Linked DNA regions of Homo sapiens: region 2 is linked to region 1. A link is a contact called in ENCODE Hi-C or POLR2A ChIA-PET data. All regions are on one chromosome and are shown on one strand. The core of a region is the stretch at or near the end of the contact, and the rest is flanking DNA. Distances in the headings are between cores, read along the strand shown.

Region 1 (7,276 bases), core at 3,524-6,023:
GGGCAGGGACCCTATATCTTAGAATGGTGGAATCGGGGTGTAAGCGTTGGGGAAGGGACCCCATATCTTAGAATGGTGGAATCGGGGTGTAAGCGTTGGGGAAGGGACCCCATATCTTAGAATGGTGGAATCGGGGTGTAAGGGTTGGGGGAAGGGACCCCATATCTTAGAATGGTGGAATCGGGGTGTAAGGGTTGGGGAAGGGACCCCATATCTTAGAATGGTGGAATCGGGGTGTAAGGGTTGGGGGAAGGGACCCCATATCTTAGAATGGTGGAATCGGGGTGTAAGGGTTGGGGGCAGGGGCCCCATATCTTAGAATGGTGGAATCGGGGTGTAAGGGTTGGGGGAAGGGACCCCATATCTTAGAATGGTGGAATCGGGGTGTAAGGGTTGGGGGCAGGGGCCCCATATCTTAGAATGGTGGAATCGGGGTGTAAGGGTTGGGGGAAGGGGCCCCATATCTTAGAATGGTGGAATCGGGGTGTAAGAGTTGGGGGAAGGGACCCCATATCTTAGAATGGTGGAATCGGGGTGTAAGGGTTGGGGCAGGGGCCCCATATCTTAGAATGGTGGAATCGGGGTGTAAGAGTTGGGGGAAGGGACCCCATATCTTAGAATGGTGGAATCGGGGTGTAAGGGTTGGGGAAGGGACCCCATATCTTAGAATGGTGGAATCGGGGTGTAAGGGTTGGGGGAAGGGACCCCATATCTTAGAATGGTAGAATCGGGGTGTAAGAGTTGGGGGAAGGGACCCCATATCTTAGAATGGTGGAATCGGGGTGTAAGGGTTGGGGAAGGGACCCCATATCTTAGAATGGTGGAATCGGGGTGTAAGAGTTGGGGGAAGGGACCCCATATCTTAGAATGGTGGAATCGGGGTGTAAGGGTTGGGGAAGGGACCCCATATCTTAGAATGGTGGAATCGGGGTGTAAGGGTTGGGGGAAGGGACCCCATATCTTAGAATGGTGGAATCGGGGTGTAAGGGTTGGGGGAAGGGACCCCATATCTTAGAATGGTGGAATCGGGGTGTAAGGGTTGGGGAAGGGACCCCATATCTTAGAATGGTGGAATCGGGGTGTAAGGGTTGGGGGAAGGGACCCCATATCTTAGAATGGTAGAATCGGGGTGTAAGAGTTGGGGGAAGGGACCCCATATCTTAGAATGGTGGAATCGGGGTGTAAGGGTTGGGGAAGGGACCCCATATCTTAGAATGGTGGAATCGGGGTGTAAGAGTTGGGGGAAGGGACCCCATATCTTAGAATGGTGGAATCGGGGTGTAAGGGTTGGGGGAAGGGACCCCATATCTTAGAATGGTGGAATCGGGGTGTAAGGGTTGGGGAAGGGACCCCATATCTTAGAATGGTGGAATCGGGGTGTAAGAGTTGGGGGAAGGGACCCCATATCTTAGAATGGTGGAATCGGGGTGTAAGGGTTGGGGCAGGGGCCCCATATCTTAGAATGGTGGAATCGGGGTGTAAGAGTTGGGGGAAGGGACCCCATATCTTAGAATGGTGGAATCGGGGTGTAAGGGTTGGGGGAAGGGACCCCATATCTTAGAATGGTGGAATCGGGGTGTAAGGGTTGGGGGCAGGGGCCCCATATCTTAAAATGGTGGAATCGGGGTGTAAGGGTTGGGGGAAGGGACCCCATATCTTAAAATGGTGGAATCGGGGTGTAAGGGTTGGGGGAAGGGACCCCATATCTTAAAATGGTGGAATCGGGGTGTAAGGGTTGGGGGAAGGGACCCCATATCTTAAAATGGTGGAATCGGGGTGTAAGGATTGGGGAAGGGACCCCATATCTTAAAATGGTGGAATCGGGGTGTAAGGGTTGGGGGAAGGGACCCCATATCTTAAAATGGTGGAATCGGGGTGTAAGGATTGGGGAAGGGACCCCATATCTTAAAATGGTGGAATCGGGGTGTAAGGGTTGGGGGAAGGGACCCCATATCTTAAAATGGTGGAATCGGGGTGTAAGGATTGGGGAAGGGACCCCATATCTTAAAATGGTGGAATCGGGGTGTAAGGATTGGGGAAGGGATCCCATATCTTAGAATGGTGGAATCGGGGTGTAAGGGTTGGGGGAAGGGACCCCATATCTTAGAATGGTGGAATTGGGGTGTAAGGGTTAGGGAAGGGACCCCATATCTTAGAATGGTGGAATTGGGGTGTAAGGGTTGGGGTGCCCATAGGATTCCATCAGCATCTGTGGTCTCCAGCCGTGTGTAGCATTTGTTAGGCTGCAGAACTTGATGGCTTTGAGGTCACATCGGGGCTGGTGAAGGGAGCCCCAGGGCTAGTCTGGGTCTGTAGTTCCTGGCCTTTCCCTGGGAAGATGGCTCCAGACCTTTGTAGGGGTGTCCAACAGTGTGCTGGAGTTAAATGCAGTTATGCTCCTGCCCACTCAGAGTTGCAGTTCCTTGAGCCTTGCTGTCAGCAGGATGGGATGGGCTGACAGGGTAGAGAATGTACCTGGGCTCAGCTGGCCCAGACTCCAAAGGCCACCAGAAAACCAGGGTGACAAATGCCCATCATTCAACGAGTGGATAAAGAAACTGATAAATACATACAGTGGAATACTACTCAGCCATAAAAAGGAATACATTCATGGCATTCGCAGCAACCTGGATGGGATTGGAGACTATTATTCTTTTTATTTTATTTTCTTGAGATGGAGTTTTTGCTCTTGTCACCCAGGCTGGAGTGCAATGGCGCGATCTCAACTCACTGCAACCTTTGCTTCCCAGGTTCAAGCAATTCTTCTGCCTCAACCTCCCAAGTAGCTGGGACTACAGGTGCCCACCACGACACCCGGCTAATTTTTGTATTTTTAGCAGAGACGGAGTTTCACCATATTGGCCAGGCTGATCTCGAACTCCTGACCTCAGGTGATCCGCCCACCTCGCCTCCCAAAGTGCTGGGATTACAGGTGTGAGCCACCATGCCCAGCCACTAAAGTCATGTTTCTCTCTTCTCCATTTTGATTCATTTGCCCAAACCTTTCCATGCCAACCAGTGTTGGTTTTTATTAATTAGTCCACATTTTTTCTCATATGAAATAAGCCAAATAATGTCAGGGTCATCACCTTGTGGTGGTGCACCCAGGGTGGCCGTAGCTGGTGCTGGGACCCACTGGATCAGGGGTCCTGAAGCCTTCACAGGTGGGAGCCCAGGGCCCAGACAGCTCAGTCAGCAGGCAGGTAGGTTCAGCTAACCTGGTGCTTTAGCCCTGCAAGTATCTCCTGCCACCACCCTCCACCCTGGGAGGTGGGGTCACAGTGGGGACCTGGGGAAGGAAGGAGTAAGGGGAGTAAGGCCCTGGAGTTCTGCTTGGTGCTCTGGGCCTCCAGTCAGAACGGGGGATAAGCTTGGGCCGTCATGTGGACTCTCCCTGGGGAAGGGTCCTTCACCGTCCCGTGTCTGTGAGACACGTCCCCGGGGAAGGAGGACACTGTTGCTGCCGGCTTTGCAGGCAGTTCTGAGTGTGGTATTCACTAGATGCGGGATGGCATGTGTTTATGTCTCCATGTATGTTTCAATTAGTGACAATGCCTGGGTTTCTGCTCGACTCAGAAGTCTCAGAGCCAGGCTCAGTGGCTCAAGCCTGTAATGCCGGCGCTTTGGAAGGCTGAGGTGGAAGGATCACTTGAGCCAGGCATTGGAGACCAGCCTAGGCAACATAGTGAGACCTCAGTCTCTACAAAAAATTTTTAAAAATTAGCCAAGCTTAGTGACCCAAGCCTGTAGTCCCAGCTGCTTGAGAGGCTGAGGTGGGAGGATGGCTTGAACCCAGGAGGCTGAGACTGCAGTGAGCTGTGGTTGCACCGTTGCACGCCAGACCAGGCAATAGAGTGAGACCCGGTCTCAAAAAAAACGGCTTCTTAATCTTTTTTGGGTCAGAAGCTGAGAACCACAGACCTACTATCCAGGAAAAAAAGCACTCTCCTAATCATTCTAGAGCACCTCAACAATTTGCATTCAAATTGCTCCCAATATCAGGGAGGGGCTCTTTTTTGTTGTTGTTGTTGTTTTTTTTTTTTTTTTTTTTTGAGACAAAGTCTCGCTGTGTTCCCCCAGGCTGGAGTGCAGTGGCGCCATCTCGGCTCACTGCAACCTCTGCCTCCCAGGTTCAAGTGATTCTCCTACCTCAGCCTCCCAGGTAGCTGGGACTTCAGGTGCCCCCTACCACGCCCAGCTAATTTTTTGTATTTTTAGTAGAGATGGGATTTCACCGTGTTAGCCAGGATGGTCTCAATCTCCTGACCTCATGATCCGCCTGCCTCGGCCTCCCAAAGTGCTGGGATTACAGGCGTGAGCCACGGCGCCCAGACCCAGGGAGGGAGTTTTTGGAGCCCCAGAAGCCCATTCACAAAGTCCTCTCGGGGCCATAGTTCTCAAGTAGTGGTGTCACTATTATTATTTTGTCTGCACACTGCACGCGATAACATATTCATCACACGTGCACACTCTCGGTGGGGAACACCTTGTGGGCATGGCATAGGACAAGTGCAGTGTGAACAGTTACTGGCCGGGAGCCCACAGAGCTGAGTCAGTAATGCCTGGCCTAATGGCCTAACTGGTCTTAGCTTGGAAAGTCGATGCATGAGAGGGATTTCTCCTTCCCCAGACACTGCCTGGCACCTTGCCTGGGTTGCACAGAAGGAAATTAGGGACCGTGGGGTAAAGGGGGGACTGAGCGTGATGCCTGGCTTCTCTCAGTATTCCTTAGTTGCAGTAATTGCTTAGGAATGCCTCCTCTCACCCGAGAGAACCCCATGGCTGTGCTCAGAGGCTGGCCGGGAAGGTAGGCGAGGCCACCCCGATGGGAGTGCTGGGGCCGGCCACTCCCCAGTCCCCACGGCCTGGCTGCTTTTGCGGTCGCCTAGGGAAGGTGGGGAAGCGAATGACTCATTATCCCGGCAATTAATCACACCACTGAGGCATGTGATCCGTGCAGGACATGTGCCACCTGCTGCCCCTCTGTCCTGTTCAGTGCTGCTTCTCTCCCCACTCTGAATGGGAAGTGCAACCCCAGGAAATGATCACCCCCTTTCCACAGGCACGGAATTGTAGCTGCAGCAGCCCAGGACCAAGAGACTGGGACAAAAGGGTCATTCGCCTGTATATCCCAGGGCCACACAAGACCTCCAGGGACCAGGGGGAATGATCATGGAGAGGAGCATGTGGACGCTTAAGCCAAAGATTTCCCCATGTGGGCCGGGCGCGGTGCCTCACGCCTGTAATCCCAGCACTTTGAGAGGCCGAGGCGGGCGGATCACTTGAGGTCAGGAGTTCGAGACCAGCCTGGCCAACGTGGCGAAACCCCGTCTCTACTAAAATACAAAAATTAGCTGGGCATGGTGGTGTGTGCCTGTAGTCTCAGCTACTCGGGAGGCTGAGGCGGGAGAATCACCTGAACCACAGAGGTCAGCTCTCAGCTGCTGTGAGCTGAGATTCCACGATTGCACTCCAGCCTGGGCATCAGAGTGGGTCCCTGTCTCAAAAATAAAAATAAAAAAACCTTGACAGACCTCAATTTCCCTGTCTCCACCCACTTCTGGGGCAGCCTTGGATCGTCTCTCCAGTGCACCCTCTTCCTGTCCCTGTCGGGGAGAGGTCCTGCTGAAAGCCAGCTCTTAGAGGCTAGCTGTAGAACTGTATCTGAACCAACAGGGTGAGGAGTCAGGAACTGACCTAGACCCAGCACCTCCTGAGAGCCAGACCCCGCATGGGTGATTTCACATCCTCCGTCTCATGTGACATCTCACACTAGCCCTCTTCCCATTTCACAGAGGATACAACTGAGTCTCAGAGCAAGTGACCGTGCCAAGCTCAGACTTTGTTCTGTCTGACTGTCTCCAGCACAGCTCACTGTTTCCAGTCCGTGTGAAAAAACCACCTCCTTCTCCCCTCAGTGTCCCTGCCCCCAACCAGACACACCTGGACGTGGCAAAAGGGGCTCGGGCCGAGGCTTGGAGCCCTGGGTCCTCATCCTGGTGGCTCTGCCATGTTGTGACTGTGATCGAGTTTCTTCCCCTCTTTGGGCCTTTCCCTCCTCACCTGTAAAACTGTTAGTTTGGCCCAATCATGTAGAAGCTTCTCCGCCCCACACACATACACACTCCTGTCTTTAGAGTCTGTCTGGGCACAGGGCAGCTCCCTACTGTCTCCTACCAAGCCCTTCTTTTCTTCCTGCAGGGTCTGTCTGTGGAAAGTCCAGACAGAGACTAAGCCTAACCCTAAACCATGAATGAATGGAGGGAAGCCCTCCTAGCATGGAAAAGAGAAATCTCTCCCTCAGCTGCTGGGCTCATCAGTCCAGCGGCCACTGTCGGGTCCAAGCTCTGCAGTGACTTCATCAATATTTTAGCTCCTGCAGAGCCCTGTTCCTTAGCAACCGCATCCTCCGTGCCCTCCAGAAAGGCTCCCGAGTCGGGTGTTCCTCACATCCCCGTCCTGTAGGTGCTGTGCCTTGCTGTCAGGTTTGGAGCCACTCATGCCACCCTGAATGGGGAGCTTTGGTCCTCATGACCCCCAGGGGTGAGGCTGCATATAGGAGGTGTGTGCGCACCAGGCGAGGGAGAGGGACAGCTTGGCATGTCAAAGCTCTTCGCCCCGGGCAGGAGCCGAGGGACGGGGAGGGGAATTTTGGAAGGAAGCCAGGGTATCTCCCTGGCCTGCCCTTGGCTTGCCCTTACCCCTTGCCTCACCACAGGTATGGGGAAGAGGAGCTTTTCTTCCTGCTCCCCCGTCTTTCCCAGGCTCAGATGCCGTTTCCCTTTGTGGCCTAGGTGCAGTGGAGGCTTGCCTCTTGCATCAGCTGAGACGCCGTGCCGCTGGCTTCCTGCGCAGTGACAAGATGGCAGCCCTGTTCACCAAGGTGGGGAAGACGTGCCCAGTGGCGGGGGAGATTTGCCACAAGGTACAGGAGCTGCAGCAACAAGCAGAGGGCAGGTGAGCCCTGGGCCAGCCCCTTCTTCCCTCCTTTCAGCTCTTCCCACTTGGCAATTGCTACTTCCTAGGACACCCATCGGAAAGTTGGCATCCTGGGCCTGTTCCTTGCAGGGCCTCTGGGTGAGGGATCAGCTTGAGGGAGGGGATTGGTTCCTTGTGGGCACAAGGCTCTGTACCCCTCCTTCACCTCCCAACCCCAGTCAGTTCTCTGTGCTCCCATCTTGGGGTACCAAGCCCCACTCCCAATGCCAGCATTCTGGGGTTTACCCCTAGACCACTGCACTCCTGGAGCCCTCCCCGCCTTTGCAGGAAACCCTCA
Region 2 (7,276 bases), core at 3,260-5,759, 440 kb before region 1:
GGGTGTAATTCCAGCATATGAGGGCTTTGTCTCCTCTGTATATTTCTTTGCTTGAAAAATGTATGAGCTTATGGAGCTGGAGAGAGTGACCTTAATCCTTTACCAAGCTTGTTTGGGGGCTGAAGCATCCAAGAGGGAAAGAGGAGAAGCTGACACACTCCAGGTCCCAGCCCCACTGGAACGGAGTCCCTTTGGTACATGGATTAAAAAAAAAAAAAAACCTGGGCTGGGGGGCTGTGTTATACAGGTGGAATCACAAGGCTTATAGCCTTGAGTTTCAGGAGAGTGTGGATCTGAAATGGTTTGATCATGAAGTAACTGTCGGCCAAGTGTCCGGAGGAAGGGTTCAGCCTGAGGCTGCGGCCGCGGGTCTGTGCAGCAGCCGGTGCAGGGACCGTGGAGTAGCAGCTGGGCTCTGCGAATGGGTGGAAAGGGCAGAGTCACCGCAGGGCCAGAGTTCAACCCCAACTATAGCATGAGAAAGCCAGGCAGTGAGGGAGGGGCGGGCAGTACGTCCTCCGCAGTGTGCTGCCGTGCATTTGGGGCAGTCTTGGGCTCATCTCGCCCCAAACCCTGCCGCTCTCCTGGGGCACCTGCGAACGGGAGGTGTGAGCAGGCAAGTTGCCGGCGGAGCTCTGTCATGTGGGTTACCAAGGAGCAAGAGAATAGAGGAAGCTGCCTTCAGAATCCCCAAAGACCAATTTCTTCCAGCCCCAGCGAGTGTAGGGAGCCTCCACCGAGTCCCAGCCGTCAGGGTGGCTGCGGCTCGGCATCTTCCAATGGTGTGACAGATGGAGGTGCACCTGGCACCTCCAGGCACCTGGGGAGAGCGCAGGGAGGTGCCCTACGGCGCATGGCTCCTTCTCTGAGGGAAGGCACCTCTGGGCATGCCTGCCTGGCCAGCACCTTCTGCCCCTTGTGCATCGAAAGGGGGAAGAAGCCTCTTCCCTGTTTACTCAGCCCAAAGCCACGGGGCCAGGCTGCTCCCAGACCCACTGGGCAGGCCCTGTAGGGACAGTGGCAGTAGGCGGTTAGCCCTGTAGGGACAGTGGCAGTAGGAGGTTAGCCCTGTAGGGACAGTGGCAGTAGGCAGGCCCTGTAGGGACAGTGGCAGTAGGCGGGCCCTGTAGGGACAGTGGCAGTAGGCGGGCCCTGTAGGGACAGTGGCAGTAGGCAGTCAGCCCTGTAGGGACAGTGGCAGTAGGAGGTTAGCCCTGTAGGGACAGTGGCAGTAGGCAGGCCCTGTAGGGACAGTGGCAGTAGGCGGGCCCTGTAGAGACAGTGGCAGTAGGCAGTCAGCCCTGTAGGGACAGTGGCAGTAGGCAGTTAGCCCTGTAGGGACAGTGGCAGTAGGCAGGCCCTGTAGGGACAGTGGCAGTAGGCGGGCCCTGTAGGGACAGTGGCAGTAGGCAGGCCCTGTAGGGACAGTGGCAGTAGGCGGTTAGCCCTGTAGGGACAGTGGCAGTAGGAGGTTAGCCCTGTAGGGACAGTGGCAGTAGGCAGGCCCTGTAGGGACAGTGGCAGTAGGCGGGCCCTGTAGGGACAGTGGCAGTAGGAGGTTAGCCCTGTTGCAGAGAACCTGCCACCACCATCCCTATCTGGCGCTCTCCCTGCCCTTGGTTCTTTCCCTTCTTCTCTCTCTACCCCCTTCTCTTTTTTTTTCTCACTCAGCTTCTCTGCTGAATTCTGCATTGACATCAGCACTTCCAAAAACAACAACAAAGGAAAGTAGGTCACCGGCGTACCGGATCGGAGCTGGGCCCCGGTGCCAGCTGAGTCCGGGGCTGCGGCCCATCTCATGGAGAGCCGGGGGCGCCCCAAACTCTGCGCCACAGCCTCACACATGCAGCTTGGTTCCTGCCCTGTGTTCTTAGCGGGAAGGGGTAGGTATGCGTGCATGGCCTGTATGTTGGCATGCTGGCTCACGGACGGGGCAGCGTTGGGGTTTCTGCACCAAGGGGAACACCACGTACACTCCATACGTTCCTTCTGGTCCAGGTATGATAGAACTGGGGGTCAAGAAACCCAGGGTGCACACGCCTGCTCTTGGGACTGGGATCCAGCCTGCAAATGCACGTTGATTGACATACGTGATTGACATACGTGATTGACATACGTGTGTGCACCGGCCTGACAGCACTGCCTTCTCGGCCCTGTCCCTCCAGAGCTTCTTCACATGTAACATTTCCTCGGCTCTCTATGGTCACGGAGCTCCCAGTTCTACTTGAAAGATTACCCAACACGCTAATTGGGACTCCTGCTATGATTAAAAAGAAATTCCGGATTACAGCCACCATGCCACAGAGCTCAGGAAGAAAACAGCTCTTTATAAACCCAGCAGGAGCAGACTTTCGTTTATTTATTTTTTTTCTACCTTTGAAAGAAATTGCATCTTGAGGTTGTTTGGCCCACAATGAGTGACTCAAGTACACATAGTCACCAGGTAAGGCCCAAATTGTAAAGAGAGGGGCACTCGGGAAGAGATAAAATTACAGCCTCTTCCCCCGCCCCCGGCTTTTTAATACCTAACCGAGTTATTTCTGTAAGCCTAGATCCTGCCTCGGCCGGCGCCTTTGGCCCCCTGACCTGGGAGATAGATGCTACTGTTCCGTCTGGGTCAGCCTTCGCCCACGATAAAGCTTTTATGAGCAGCTGAGGGTGCTTCATTTCAATGAAGCTCCCTGAAGCAATTAGCTCTGGAGGTCCCCAGAGGTGGCTGCAGGGAGGGAGGATTTAAGCCGTGGTCAGTGAGAGGCAGGCACAGCTATGAGAGCAGCACTGCTGAATGATTTCACTTGCAGGGCTGAGCTCATCGCATTGATACTTTTAGAGCTCATTAGCTTGGGGAGGGGGGCTGGCACGCTGTACCGGGTCCCCTGGGCATCTGACCTCTCAAAGCAGCTCCTCTTGGACCAACAGGGAAGAAGTCCTCCTAATTCCTTTTCTACTTCCACCAAACACCCATCCCCTAGTTAAGGCTTTGAAACATTAACATGGAACCCAAACCCTCTTAAAAGGCAGCCGTTTGACTTTATGAAAATGAAACATCTCCCTAATGTCAGCTTCATTAAAAGATGTAAGAAAAGAACATCAATGTTTGCTGATAGAAGAATATAATTGTTGGCCAGGCGTGGTGGCTCACGCCTGTAATCCCAGCACTTTGGGAGGCCAAGGCGGGAGGATCACCTGAGGTTGGGAGTTCAAGGCCAGCCTGGCCAGCATGGTGAAACCCTGTCTGTACTGAAAATACAAAATTAGCTGGGCGCAGTGGCAGGAGCCTGTAATCCCAGCTACTCGGGAAGCTGAGGTAGAGAATCTCTTGAACCTGGAGGCAGAGGTTGTGGTGAGCCAGGATCATGCCATTGCACTCCAGCCTGGACAATAGAGCGAGACTCTGTATCAAAAAAAAAGAGAGAGAATATAATTGTCTTTAAGGGTAACTGGCTGGTTATTGCAGATAATTATCTGCAAATAATGGAAGGCAGGTGATAAGGAGGAAGGAGGCCATGCACACGGAGCTGGCACAGGTGAGCAGAGCCGTTGGCCCAAGTGGGGTTGGGTTGGGGCTGGGAACAGCATAAGGCAAGGGCCGCACTGCCAGACTCCTCCACAACCACCCTTCCCAGAGTTTTTGCATGCACAGAGCAGTAGGGTTGCAGAAAGAATTTGGAGGGCTTGCCTTGGGTTGCCAGCATTTTGTTTGGCCAATGAGAGACCCCAAGACACAGAAGCTGCTATGTACCAGTCCCGTTGGTTCAGAAAAGAAAGATCATTTTTACTTTTATTTTTTAGACAGAGTCTCACTCTGTCACCCAGGCTGGAGTGCAATGGTGCAATCTTGGCTCACTGCAAGCTCTGCCTCCCGGGTTCAAGCAATTCTTCTGCCTCAGCCTCCCGAGTAGCTGGGATTACAGGCACCCGCCACTAGGCCTGGCTAATTTTTTTTGTATTTTTCGTAGAGACGGGGCTTCACCATGTTGGCCAGGCTGGTCTCGAACGCCCAACCTCAGGTGATCCACCCACCTTGGCCTCCCAAAGTGCTGGGATTACAGGCGTGAGCCACTGCGCCCGGCCAAAGAAAGATCTTTTTAGAACACCCTTCTCCCTCCCCAAACCAAAGGAAAAAAAAAAATAAGGACATGATTTCAGAATAAAGGATTATCTTTAGATGGAATAAATTTGGCTTAGCAAAAAACTCAATACATTAATGTTTCGTTGCAAATCGGTAAAATCGCAATCACAGGCTCCCCTTGTCTCCAAACTAGCATTTGGAAGCCAGTGTTCCCAGGGAGCTTGGAGCCTGCCAGTTGCCACAGCTTTTAGGATGACAAGGAAGCAGATTGCCTGGGTTTAAAATTCCGTTGCTGGCGTCTTCTGGAACCAGCCGCTCCATCCTTTCCCCCACCACCCCCGCCCCGTTTTCCTTGTGTGACAGAGTGGAGGAGTAGACGATTGGGTCGAAACCAAATTGGTCAAAAGGACAAACTGGTCAAGAGCGACTATTTCCGCCGCAGCCTTGGCTGTTCCACAAGCCGGTTCTGCCAAGGACTCGTCATCCCCAGGCGGAGTGCCACCTACATGCCAGGTGGGAGGCGGCGTTGCGGAGGAGCCGCTGAGGGTGAAACGAAGGAGTCCGGGCCAGTTCTTAGCCTTTTTCAGGATCTGATGAAAAGGCCGTGCTGGCCTGCACCTGTGGGCCCAGCTACTCAGGAGGCTGAGGCAGGAGGTTCGCTTGAGCCCAGGAGTTTGAGACCAGCCTGGGCAACAGAGGAAGACCCTGTCCCAAAAATATAAATTAATTTATTTATTAATTAAAAGAAAAAAAAAAAGGCCAGGCGCGGTGGCTCATGCCTGTAATCCCAGCACTTTAGGAGGTCGAGGCGGGTGGATCACCTGAGGTCAGGAGTTTGAGACCAGCCTGGCCAACATGGTGAAAGCCTGCCTCTACTAAAAATACAAAAATTAGCCAAGCGTGGTGATGGGCGCCTGTAATCCCAGCTACTTGGGAGGCTGAGGCAGGAGAATCAGTTGAACCCGGGAGGTGGAGGCTGCAGTGAGCCGAGATGGTGCCATTGTACTCCAGCCTGGGCAACAGAGTGAGACTCCATCTGCTTTTGGCTGGGCGCAGTGGCTCACGCCTGTAATCTCAGCATTTTGGGAGGCCGAGGGGCGGATCACGAGGTCAGGAGATCGAGACCATCCTGGCTAACATGGTGAAACCCCGTCTCTACTAAAAACACAAAAAATTAGCTGGGTGTGGTAGTGGGCGCCTGTAGTCCCAGCTACTCAGGAGGCTGAGGCAGGAGACTCACTTGGACCCAGGAGGTGGAGGTTGCAGTGAGCCGAGATCGTGGCACTGCACTCCAGCCTGGGCAACAGAGCAAGACTGTGTCTCAAAAAAAAAAGAAAAAGAAAAGAAAAAGAAAAAGAAAGCTCTCTCTGGCCGGGCGCGGTGGCTCACAGCTGTAATCCCAGCACTTTGGGAGGCCGAGGCAGGTGGATCACGAGGTCAGGAGATGAGACCATCCTGGCTAACACGGTGAAACCCCGTCTCTACTAAAAATACAAAAAAATTAGCCAGGTGTGGTGGCGGGCGCCTGTAGTCCCAGCTACTCGGGAGGCTGAGTCAGGAGAATGGTGTGAACCCAGGAGGCAGAGCTTGCAGTGAGCCGAGATCCGGCCACTGCACACCAGCCTGGGCGACAGAGTGAAACTACCTCTCAAAAAAAAAAAACAGAAAGAGAAAGAAAGCTCTCTCTGGAAACCTGCACATTCCAGGGGCCCTGCATTGAATTCCAGGAGGTTTGTGAACACCTCCTTCATCTCCCCAAACTTGTTAGGGGGACTCTGGCCAATAATCCTGCATCTGGACAAACACTTCTCATTTTCCACTTCTCAGTTCAATGATATAATGACATTTAAAATCCTAAAATTTCATTCATAAATATCCAAGAAAAAAAGAAAAGGACTATTCCTTCCTTGTCCCTGTTGGAAGCTTTATTTTTTTCCTTATCAAAGTTGTTTGAATATGTGGAAACTTTACCCAAATAGGTAAAATTAATATCACTAACTGAAAAATATATATATATATATATATATATATATATATATATATATATATATATATATATTTGGAGCAGAGGTTTAATAGGCAAAAGAAAGAGAAAGGAGAAAGGTAAACAGCTCTCTCTCTAGTGAGAGAGAAGGAACTTCTGAGATGAAAAGGCCCAGTTTTTTTTTTTTTTTTGATGGAGACTTACTCTGTCGCCCAGGCTGGAGTGCAGTGGCTCGATCTCGGCTCACTGCAAGCTCTGCCTCCAGGGTTCAAGCCATTCTCCTGCCTCAGCCTCCCGATGAGCTGGGACTACAGGCGCCCGCCATCACGCCTGGCTCTAATTTTTGTATTTTTAGTAGAGACGGGGTTTCACCGTGTTAGCCAGGATGGTCTCCATCTCTTGACCTCGTGATCTGCCCGCCTCAGCCTCCCAACATGCTAGGATTACAGGCCTGAGCCACCGCACCCGGCCCAAAATATATTTTTTTTATGGTGAATTAACAGGGAGTTACGCAAAATATTACCATTGAGGGAAACTGGGTGAAAGGGCTCCAGGACCTCCCTGCTGCTTTCTTTTTTTCAGTTTCCTGTGAACCTGTAAGTATTTCCAAATAAAAAGAAAAAAACTAAGACACATTGTAAAATGTTGTAGTATCACCTAGGATAAATTGATATATGAATTAGTGGTTGCCCGTTCAGTTTTTAAGCCAATTTGCTATTAGACCATTTAAAATTGGAAACAAAATATTAAAATCCATGAAAATATTCCAAATAAGAAAAGTAGACATATTTGATTGAAATTAACATGAAAATTTTGAGACAATTTTTCAAATGAGCAAAAACAGTGAAAAGAAAATATAAATTCCAAGGACAGTCCCGGGATTCACAAAAGCTCTTGAGAAGAGGCCTAAAACTGTCACCAGACCCAGCTAATTTTTTTTTTTTTTTTTTTTTGAGACAGGGTCTAACTCAGTCACTCAGGCTGGAGTACAGCGGCACAATCACAGTTCACTGCACCCTTGAACCCCTGGGCTCAAGTGATTCTCCCACCTCAGCCTCCTGGGTACCTGGGACCACAGGCACATGCCACCGTGCCTGGCTAATTTATTTTTTATTTTATTTTATTATTATTATTTTTTTGAGACAGAGTTTCGCTTTTTGTTGACCAGGCTGGAATGCAATGACACGATCTTGGCTCACCGCAACCTCTGCCTCCCAGGT

The links. A loop is a pair of places that touch in the nucleus more often than their neighbours do. ChIA-PET counts read pairs that join two places held with the same protein, here RNA polymerase II (POLR2A).
Region 2: a map of thyroid gland shows a loop between it and region 1 (2.9-fold over the local background). The contact joins two enhancer-like sites. A Hi-C loop is called at or near these places in 1 of 168 maps with a recorded cell type or tissue (thyroid gland). POLR2A ChIA-PET finds 5 or more read pairs at or near these places in 3 of 52 experiments (AG04450, HEK293 and OCI-LY7).

The regions. Positions count from the first base shown.
Region 1 is chr17:2,354,843-2,362,118 of GRCh38, forward strand. SGSM2 (small G protein signaling modulator 2) reads left to right here. Exons shown (of 24, transcript NM_014853.3): 3 at 6,795-6,957; 4 at 7,267-7,276. Among named protein-coding and RNA genes, the nearest start is that of SGSM2, 21 kb to the left of the region's middle. Within about 2 kb of position 4,774, at least 8 of the 41 ENCODE cell types and tissues checked have a DNase peak (open chromatin) inside an H3K27ac peak, as active enhancers do.
Region 2 is chr17:1,916,707-1,923,982 of GRCh38, forward strand. No RefSeq gene overlaps it. Among named protein-coding and RNA genes, the nearest start is that of RPA1, 90 kb to the left of the region's middle. RefSeq lists a silencer at 5,407-5,589. Within about 2 kb of position 4,510, at least 3 of the 41 ENCODE cell types and tissues checked have a DNase peak (open chromatin) inside an H3K27ac peak, as active enhancers do.